Linked DNA regions of Mus musculus: region 1 is linked to region 2. A link is a loop called in an ENCODE intact Hi-C map of the cell type or tissue named here. Cell type or tissue: left cerebral cortex. All regions are shown on one strand. Links, peaks and the distances in the headings refer to the core of each region. The heading gives the core; the rest is flanking DNA.

Region 1 (3,893 bases), core at 431-2,930, 1.5 Mb after region 2:
AAGGTACAATAAGTAAAACATATGAAACTGAAGAAGAACGAAGACCAAAGTGTGGACACTTTGCTCATTCTTAGAATTGGAAACAATCACCCATGGAAGGAGTTACAGAGACAAAGTTTGGAGCTGAGACAAAAGGATGGTCCATCTAGAGATTGCCATATCCAGGGATCCATCCCATAATTAGCCTCCAAGCGATGACACCATTGCATACACTAGCAAGCCTTTGTTGCAAGGACGGTGGTATAGCTGTCCCTTGTGAGACTAGGCCGGGGCCTAGCAAACACAGAAGTGGATGCTCACAGTCAACTATTGGATGGATCACAGGGCCCCCAATGGAGGAGCTAGAGAAAGTATCCAAGGAGCTAAAGAGATCTGCAACCCTATCGGAGGAACAACATTATGAACTAACCAGTACCCCAGAGCTCTTGACTCTAGCTGCATTTGTATCAAAAGATGACCTAGTCGGCCATCACTGGAAAGAGAGGCCCATTGGTCAGGCAAATGTTATATGCCCCAGTACAGGGGAATGCCAGGGCCAAAAAATGGGAATGGGTGGGTAGGGGAGTGGGGGGGGGGACTTTTGGGATAGCATTGGAAATATAATTGAAGAAAATACGTAATAAAAAATTTTTTTAAAAAGTGGCTCAACATAGCCATGGTATTGTTCTTCAGAGAATTAAAATGTCCTGTAGAAATTAGAATGTTTACAGGAAATGCTTTATTCTTACCCAAGAATTGTGCAAGATCCTCATTGATTGTTCTGAAGTGTACTTCTTTGCAGCAATCTATTTTCACTGATCCATAATTAAGGCCTCTCCAGGCATGAATAAATATGTAAGAGAGATTGAAATTTGCCATTATTTAAAATGTTATTTACTTCTGCATTTTAATGAATAGGAAGTGATCTGTAAAACGTTTGCTTAGTAAGGCTGACAGAGATTGGAAGTTGACAGTGAACATCAAGACTTCTTTGAGCAAATGTACCATAGAGATTTTTGGTCTTCAGAGCCAAGCATGCTTTCTGAGTTTCAAATTATTTGAGTTACGTTTAATTCCATTAGAAATAAAGCATGAGACAGTAAAAATGGATATATCTGAGAAATGCCATCCTTCTTAATTCATTGTCTTAGAGAATCTTTGAGAGAAATAGCAAGGGCTGTCAAATACTGCCTATCCAATGGACCATATTAGATTTATACTGTGATGCATGCTCATGTTGAAGGCAGGGCTATATTACTAAAGCATACAATAGACTTAAATACAGAAGACAATTCTGGCCACATTTTTGCCATAAGTAATAAATCCATGAGGTGGCTTTTCCTTTCAGTTTTCATAAAGAACCAAATGTGTCTTACTAAAGTGTTTAGCGGAAACAAACAACAGATCAATCATATAGTTTAATAATACAGAAATGCTCACAGGATAGATTGAATCTACAATGGGAAAGAAAAGATATTTGACCATGAAATATTTGAATCCTTACTACTGCAATGCTGATACATTAGTGAATATAAGTTCAAGTTAAATAACTCTATTGTAAGTACATATTTGTATATTGTATTTTTTGTCTGACAAAGTAATCATGTTTTAAGGCTTCATACACTTATTTTCAGGTAATTATTGATAAATAGATTTTTCTACAAGTAAAGGTTTTGGTAATTAAACCTCTAGGTAAATAAATAAATATTAAATTTATTCTGCACACAATGGCTCAGTCAGCTTTTGGGATAATAAAACAATAGAAATCATTTTGAAAATTTCATTAAAAGTGGAGAGATGTAACATAAAAACCAAGGAATAAAAAGTCAATTAAAAACAAATCACAGAAGTTTTATGGCATAAAGCAAATTTTAGTAAATAAAATTATACAAAATGAATAGAATATACAAAACTTTTTGAATGTTTATTTGTTATTCATAATAGTCTTTAATATAAACTTTATTATCTTTATTTTGTATGAATTCAGTTTTTCTTTACTATAACCTTAGAGGTAATAAGACACTGCAGAATTAAATTTCTAAAATAATAAATTTTTATTACATGTAACTTTGAAGCTATTTATGGACAAGTATATGACTACATTAAAAAAAATCTATTGTAACACTGAATCCTAAAGTACTTTCACATAAGATAGAACCATCCATTTGAAAGCTTATTATTAAAAAAATTGGAACTTTGAAAAGATAAATGTGTTGCCGAGCATGGTGGCACACGCCTTTAATCCCAGCACTTGGGAGGCAGATTCAGGCAGATTTCTGAGTTCAAGGCCAGCCTGGTCTACAAAGTGAGTTCCAGGACAGCCAGGGATACAGAGAGAAACCCTGTCTCAAAAAAACAAAAAACAAAAAAAGAAAAAAAAAAAGACAAGATAAATGTGGAATGATTGTAGTATGGAACAGACTTATTCTGTGTTTTACCAAATAGCTGAATAATTATCTATAGGAATTAGTCAAAGGAGAATAAATGTGAGCTCAGGTGTTCCATATTTTATTTCCTAAAAAGCCTAGCTACCCTGTACTAGAAATTTTCAGATCCTAATCACTTAGAAAACAGACTTCTCAATTTTCATATCTTAATCTAGAATCCCATTTCCTCCATAGGAATTGATACATTCAACCTTAGGAACCAACCTTAGTAGACAGCTGAGTATTCGATGAGAGAAAACCTAAAAGGCACTTAACATAGTAGGCTGTTTCTGTATAGTATAAAGTAATATTAATAACTTTTAAAAATGTTATCATTTTTTCCACAAACAAGTGCTCATCTACTTTTAGGAATTTCAAAGTCAAGAATGGTGCATCAGGAAAGGAAACAGCATCTAAAATATAAGGAAAAAATTTTAACAGACCCCACTTTCATTAAGTTACTTACAGATCTTAAATGAAATTCCAAGTCATTTGATTGTGGCCTGATGCATATTAAGCCAGATACTGTGGAAAGAGACCAAGCACATGCCTTCTCCTCTGAATGCCTAAGCAGGTTTCATCTGAGCTTCCAAGACAGCTCATGGTTGGTCATCATTCATATCCTACATTTGAGTTGGGCTTCTCTTTGTCATTCAAAATTTTGTTGTTAGTTTTCCACCAACGGCTAAGACATTATTTACTTCATATGTTGCACTATTAAAGCATAGCCTTGTGTCAAGCAATTGCTCTATATTTTAGTATAGAAAACTCTACAAATGAGTTTTAGTATTAGGATGAGAGCACACATCTGAAAACTTATTGTTCTAGTAAGCAGGCCAGTTTTAGCTATACTACTTTTCATGACAATCATTTGAAAAAGTTATAGAGATCACAGAATCTAAACACCACAAGCTAGCCTTTGTTGCCCTCAGTGTACTCAGTTATTAAAAAGAATGAATTTATGAAATTCCTAGGCAAATGGATGGACCTGGAGGGCATCATCCTGAGTGAAGTAACACAATCACAAAGGAACTCTCACAATATGTATTCACTGATAAGTGGATATTAGCCCAGAAACTTAGGATACCCAAGATATAAGATACAATTTGCTAAACGCATGAAATTCAAGAAGAACAAAGACCAAAGTGTGGACACTTTGCCCCTTCTTAGAAATGGGAACAAAACACCCATGGAAGGAGTTACAGAGACAAAATTTGGAGCTGTGATGAAAGGATGGACCATCTAGTGATTGCCATATGCAGGGATCCATCCCATAATCAGCTTTCAAATGCTGACACCATTGCATACACTAGCAAGATTTTGCTGAAAGGACCCAGATATAGCTGTCTCTTGTGAGACTATGCCGGGGCCTAGCAAATACAGAAGTAGATGCTCACAGTCAGCTATTGGATGGATCACATGGCCCCCAATGGAGGATCTAGAGAAATTACCCAAGGAGCTAAAGGGAAGTGCAACCCTATAGGTGGA
Region 2 (3,893 bases), core at 931-3,430:
GTGTGTGTGTGTGTGTGTGTGTGTGTGTGCTAGGACTGGGAGGGTAGCTCCCTCCTCCTTTCTAGTCTGCCCTCCCCCCTCCCCCCCCCCCTCAAATCTGCACGTCTAACCATGAGTTGCCTGTTGATTTCCTTTCGCCTGGCAAGAAAAGCAAACTGGAATTAAACTGCAGGGAGAGAAGTCTTTGCTTGCTGGAAGAGGATGGGATGGTAGTGGCGGCTCCCGGATTGGCATAGAGACACACCAGAGTGTTCTACGAACAGAGGCGGAGATATATCTCTATATTTTTCTCCTCCCAATAGGCTCTCGGCGCAAATGCTGATCAGGCTGTGGCTTTCTTGATTTTGGGGGAGAACCCTCTCCGAGGAAGAGAGGGAGGAGCTTGGTAGGGGGAGGAAACTACAAATCGGGACACTTTTTTTTCCTCTGCATTTCCTCCCCTCCCTCTGGCTGCTCGGAAAGAAGAGAGAAAAAGAAGAGGGAGAGAGAAAAAAAGACTTGGCTCGGAGATGCAGTCCGCTGCCGCCGCCGCCTAAACCAGCAAGGCAAGATTAGATCTTTAAATGCAGCAATACACTGCCTGAAAGCCGAGCATCCTGCATAGCGAGCAGACATTTCTCCGTGTGCCAGGGCAGCCTCAAATATACATATGTATCTGTGACTCTTTCTTCGTCCCTATTCATTCCCATCAATCGCATCACCGAATAAGAGTAACTAAAGGATTCCACTTTCTGATCTGCCTGGAGACACACCTCCCGAAGCCCTCCCCCACCGGATTTGAAGAGTATTCTGTAGGCTGCCGGAGGGAGTGGATTTTGCAGCGCCTAGCGGGAGTGAGGAAAACCAAGCAATTCTTCAGCTCATTATCATCTCTTCCAGACTCCGATTTCCTTTTTATCGCCAGCCTCATCACGCAAGTTTGAACCTCCCGAAGTCCAGGCGGGAGAGACAAAGCCTTTAGCTTGCCTTCAGCCGCAGGGAGTCGCCGCCTGGCTCCGAGCTGCTGCAGCTTCGCTGCGCGGCTGCATCTCTCCCAGTGCGAATGCTGTAGATCAACAGGTTCGGGCAACTTGAGCGGAATAAGGAGAGACTGCCTGGTGCCGCAGCCCGGGTGCGGAGGGAAGGAAAGACTCGCAGACTTGTGGCTCGCTCCGAGCTCGTACGCTCCGCCCCGGTTCCAGACTGGCGCGCACCCACCAGCTAGCACCTCCAGTCCGGCTGCTCCTGTTCCCACCCCACCGGTCTGGGATGTACCTTTCCATCTGTTGCTGCTTCCTTTTGTGGGCCCCTGCCCTGACACTCAAAAACCTCAATTACTCAGTGCCAGAGGAGCAAGGGGCCGGCACGGTGATTGGCAACATCGGCAAGGATGCCCGACTGCAGCCCGGGCTTCCGCCGGCTGAGCGCGGCAGCGGCAGCGGGAGGAGCAAGTCTGGCAGTTACCGGGTGCTGGAGAACTCCGCACCGCATCTGCTGGACGTGGACGCCGACAGCGGGCTCCTCTACACCAAACAGCGCATCGACCGTGAGTCCTTATGCCGCCACAATGCCAAGTGCCAGCTCTCCCTAGAGGTTTTCGCTAACGACAAGGAGATTTGCATGATCAAGGTAGAGATCCAGGACATCAACGACAACGCTCCCTCTTTCCCCTCGGATCAGATAGAAATGGACATCTCAGAGAACGCGGCACCCGGCACCCGCTTCCCCCTCACGAGCGCACACGACCCAGACGCTGGCGAGAACGGGCTCCGCACCTATCTGCTCACCCGCGATGATCATGGCCTCTTTGCCCTGGACGTCAAGTCCCGCGGCGACGGCACCAAGTTCCCAGAGCTGGTCATCCAAAAGGCACTGGACCGCGAGCTGCAGAACCACCACACTCTGGTGCTGACCGCCCTAGATGGCGGGGAGCCTCCACGCTCCGCCACCGTACAGATCAATGTGAAGGTGATCGATTCCAATGACAACAGTCCAGTCTTCGAGGCTCCGTCATACTTGGTGGAACTGCCCGAGAACGCTCCACTGGGTACCGTGGTCATTGATTTGAACGCCACTGATGCTGATGAAGGTCCCAACGGAGAAGTCCTCTACTCCTTCAGCAGCTATGTGCCCGACCGCGTGCGGGAGCTCTTCTCCATCGATCCTAAAACTGGCCTGATCCGCGTTAAGGGCAACCTGGACTATGAGGAGAACGGCATGTTGGAGATCGACGTGCAGGCCAGAGACCTAGGACCTAACCCAATCCCAGCCCACTGCAAGGTCACAGTCAAGCTTATCGACCGGAACGATAACGCGCCGTCCATTGGTTTCGTCTCCGTGCGCCAGGGGGCGCTGAGTGAGGCCGCCCCGCCCGGCACAGTCATCGCCCTAGTGCGGGTCACTGACCGGGACTCAGGCAAGAATGGGCAGCTTCAGTGTCGGGTTCTAGGTGGAGGAGGGACTGGAGGTGGCCTGGGGGGTCCCGGTTCCGTCCCCTTCAAGCTTGAAGAGAACTATGACAACTTCTATACCGTGGTGACTGACCGTCCACTGGACCGTGAGACACAAGACGAGTACAATGTGACCATTGTGGCCCGGGACGGGGGCTCCCCTCCACTTAACTCCACCAAGTCCTTCGCCGTCAAGATTCTGGATGAGAATGACAATCCGCCTCGGTTCACCAAAGGACTTTACGTGCTCCAAGTACACGAGAACAACATTCCAGGAGAATACCTCGGGTCAGTGCTAGCCCAGGATCCCGACCTGGGCCAAAATGGGACAGTGTCATACTCCATTCTTCCTTCACACATCGGCGACGTGTCTATTTACACCTATGTGTCCGTGAACCCCACTAACGGGGCCATATATGCCCTACGCTCCTTTAACTATGAACAAACGAAGGCTTTTGAATTCAAAGTACTGGCTAAGGACTCAGGGGCGCCAGCGCACTTGGAGAGCAACGCCACGGTGAGGGTGACGGTTTTAGACGTGAACGACAACGCTCCAGTGATTGTGCTTCCCACGCTACAGAATGACACAGCTGAGCTGCAGGTCCCGCGCAATGCTGGCCTGGGGTACCTGGTAAGCACCGTGCGCGCCCTGGACAGCGACTTTGGAGAGAGCGGGCGCCTCACCTATGAGATCGTGGATGGCAACGATGACCACCTGTTTGAGATCGATCCGTCCAGCGGCGAGATCCGCACGCTGCACCCCTTCTGGGAGGATGTGACCCCAGTGGTGGAGCTTGTGGTGAAGGTGACCGATCATGGCAAGCCCACCCTTTCCGCTGTGGCCAAACTTATCATCCGCTCAGTGAGCGGCTCCCTGCCTGAAGGGGTACCGCGAGTGAATGGCGAGCAGCACCACTGGGACATGTCCCTGCCTCTCATAGTGACACTGAGCACGATTTCTATCATCCTCCTAGCGGCCATGATCACCATCGCTGTCAAGTGTAAACGGGAAAACAAGGAGATTCGCACTTACAACTGCCGCATCGCCGAGTACAGCCACCCTCAGCTAGGCGGGGGGAAGGGCAAGAAGAAGAAAATCAACAAAAACGATATCATGCTGGTGCAGAGCGAGGTGGAGGAGAGGAACGCCATGAACGTCATGAACGTGGTGAGCAGTCCCTCCCTGGCCACCTCCCCTATGTACTTCGACTACCAAACCCGCCTGCCCCTCAGCTCGCCCCGGTCAGAGGTGATGTATCTTAAGCCAGCCTCCAACAACCTGACTGTCCCGCAGGGGCACGCAGGCTGCCACACCAGCTTCACCGGACAAGGGACTAATTCGAGCGAGACCCCTGCCACTCGGATGTCCATAATTCAGGTAGGAGACTTTTAGAGTAAAGGGGACTTCACATAAAAGCTTTTGCTGTGCTGTCCTGAGACCTTTGGATAAGGGAAAGCCAGATG

The links. Hi-C counts contacts between places; a loop is a spot of excess contacts. Peaks named below come from ENCODE experiments on the same cell type or tissue, not always from the same donor. Only the 100,000 strongest peaks of a DNase experiment are listed, where the experiment ranks them.
Region 1: it touches region 2 in a loop (8-fold over the local background); 7 of 42 quality-filtered maps call a loop at or near these places.

What each region holds. Positions count from the first base shown.
Region 1 is chr14:85,900,903-85,904,795 of GRCm38, forward strand. No RefSeq gene overlaps it. Among named protein-coding and RNA genes, the nearest start is that of Gm32729, 270 kb to the right of the region's middle. In left cerebral cortex, for the core only: no CTCF peak of the experiment used is centred there; no DNase peak of the experiment used is centred there.
Region 2 is chr14:84,444,847-84,448,739 of GRCm38, forward strand. It overlaps Pcdh17 (protocadherin 17), which reads left to right. Exons shown (of 4, transcript NM_001013753.2): 1 at 1-3,807. The coding sequence starts at 1,249. Among named protein-coding and RNA genes, the nearest start is that of Pcdh17, 3.2 kb to the left of the region's middle. In left cerebral cortex, for the core only: CTCF peaks have their summits at 2,320 (motif pointing right) and 3,400; DNase peaks (open chromatin) are centred at 1,116, 1,904, 2,230, 2,632 and 1 more place; H3K4me3 peaks cover 2,500 bases; H3K27ac peaks cover 1,893 bases.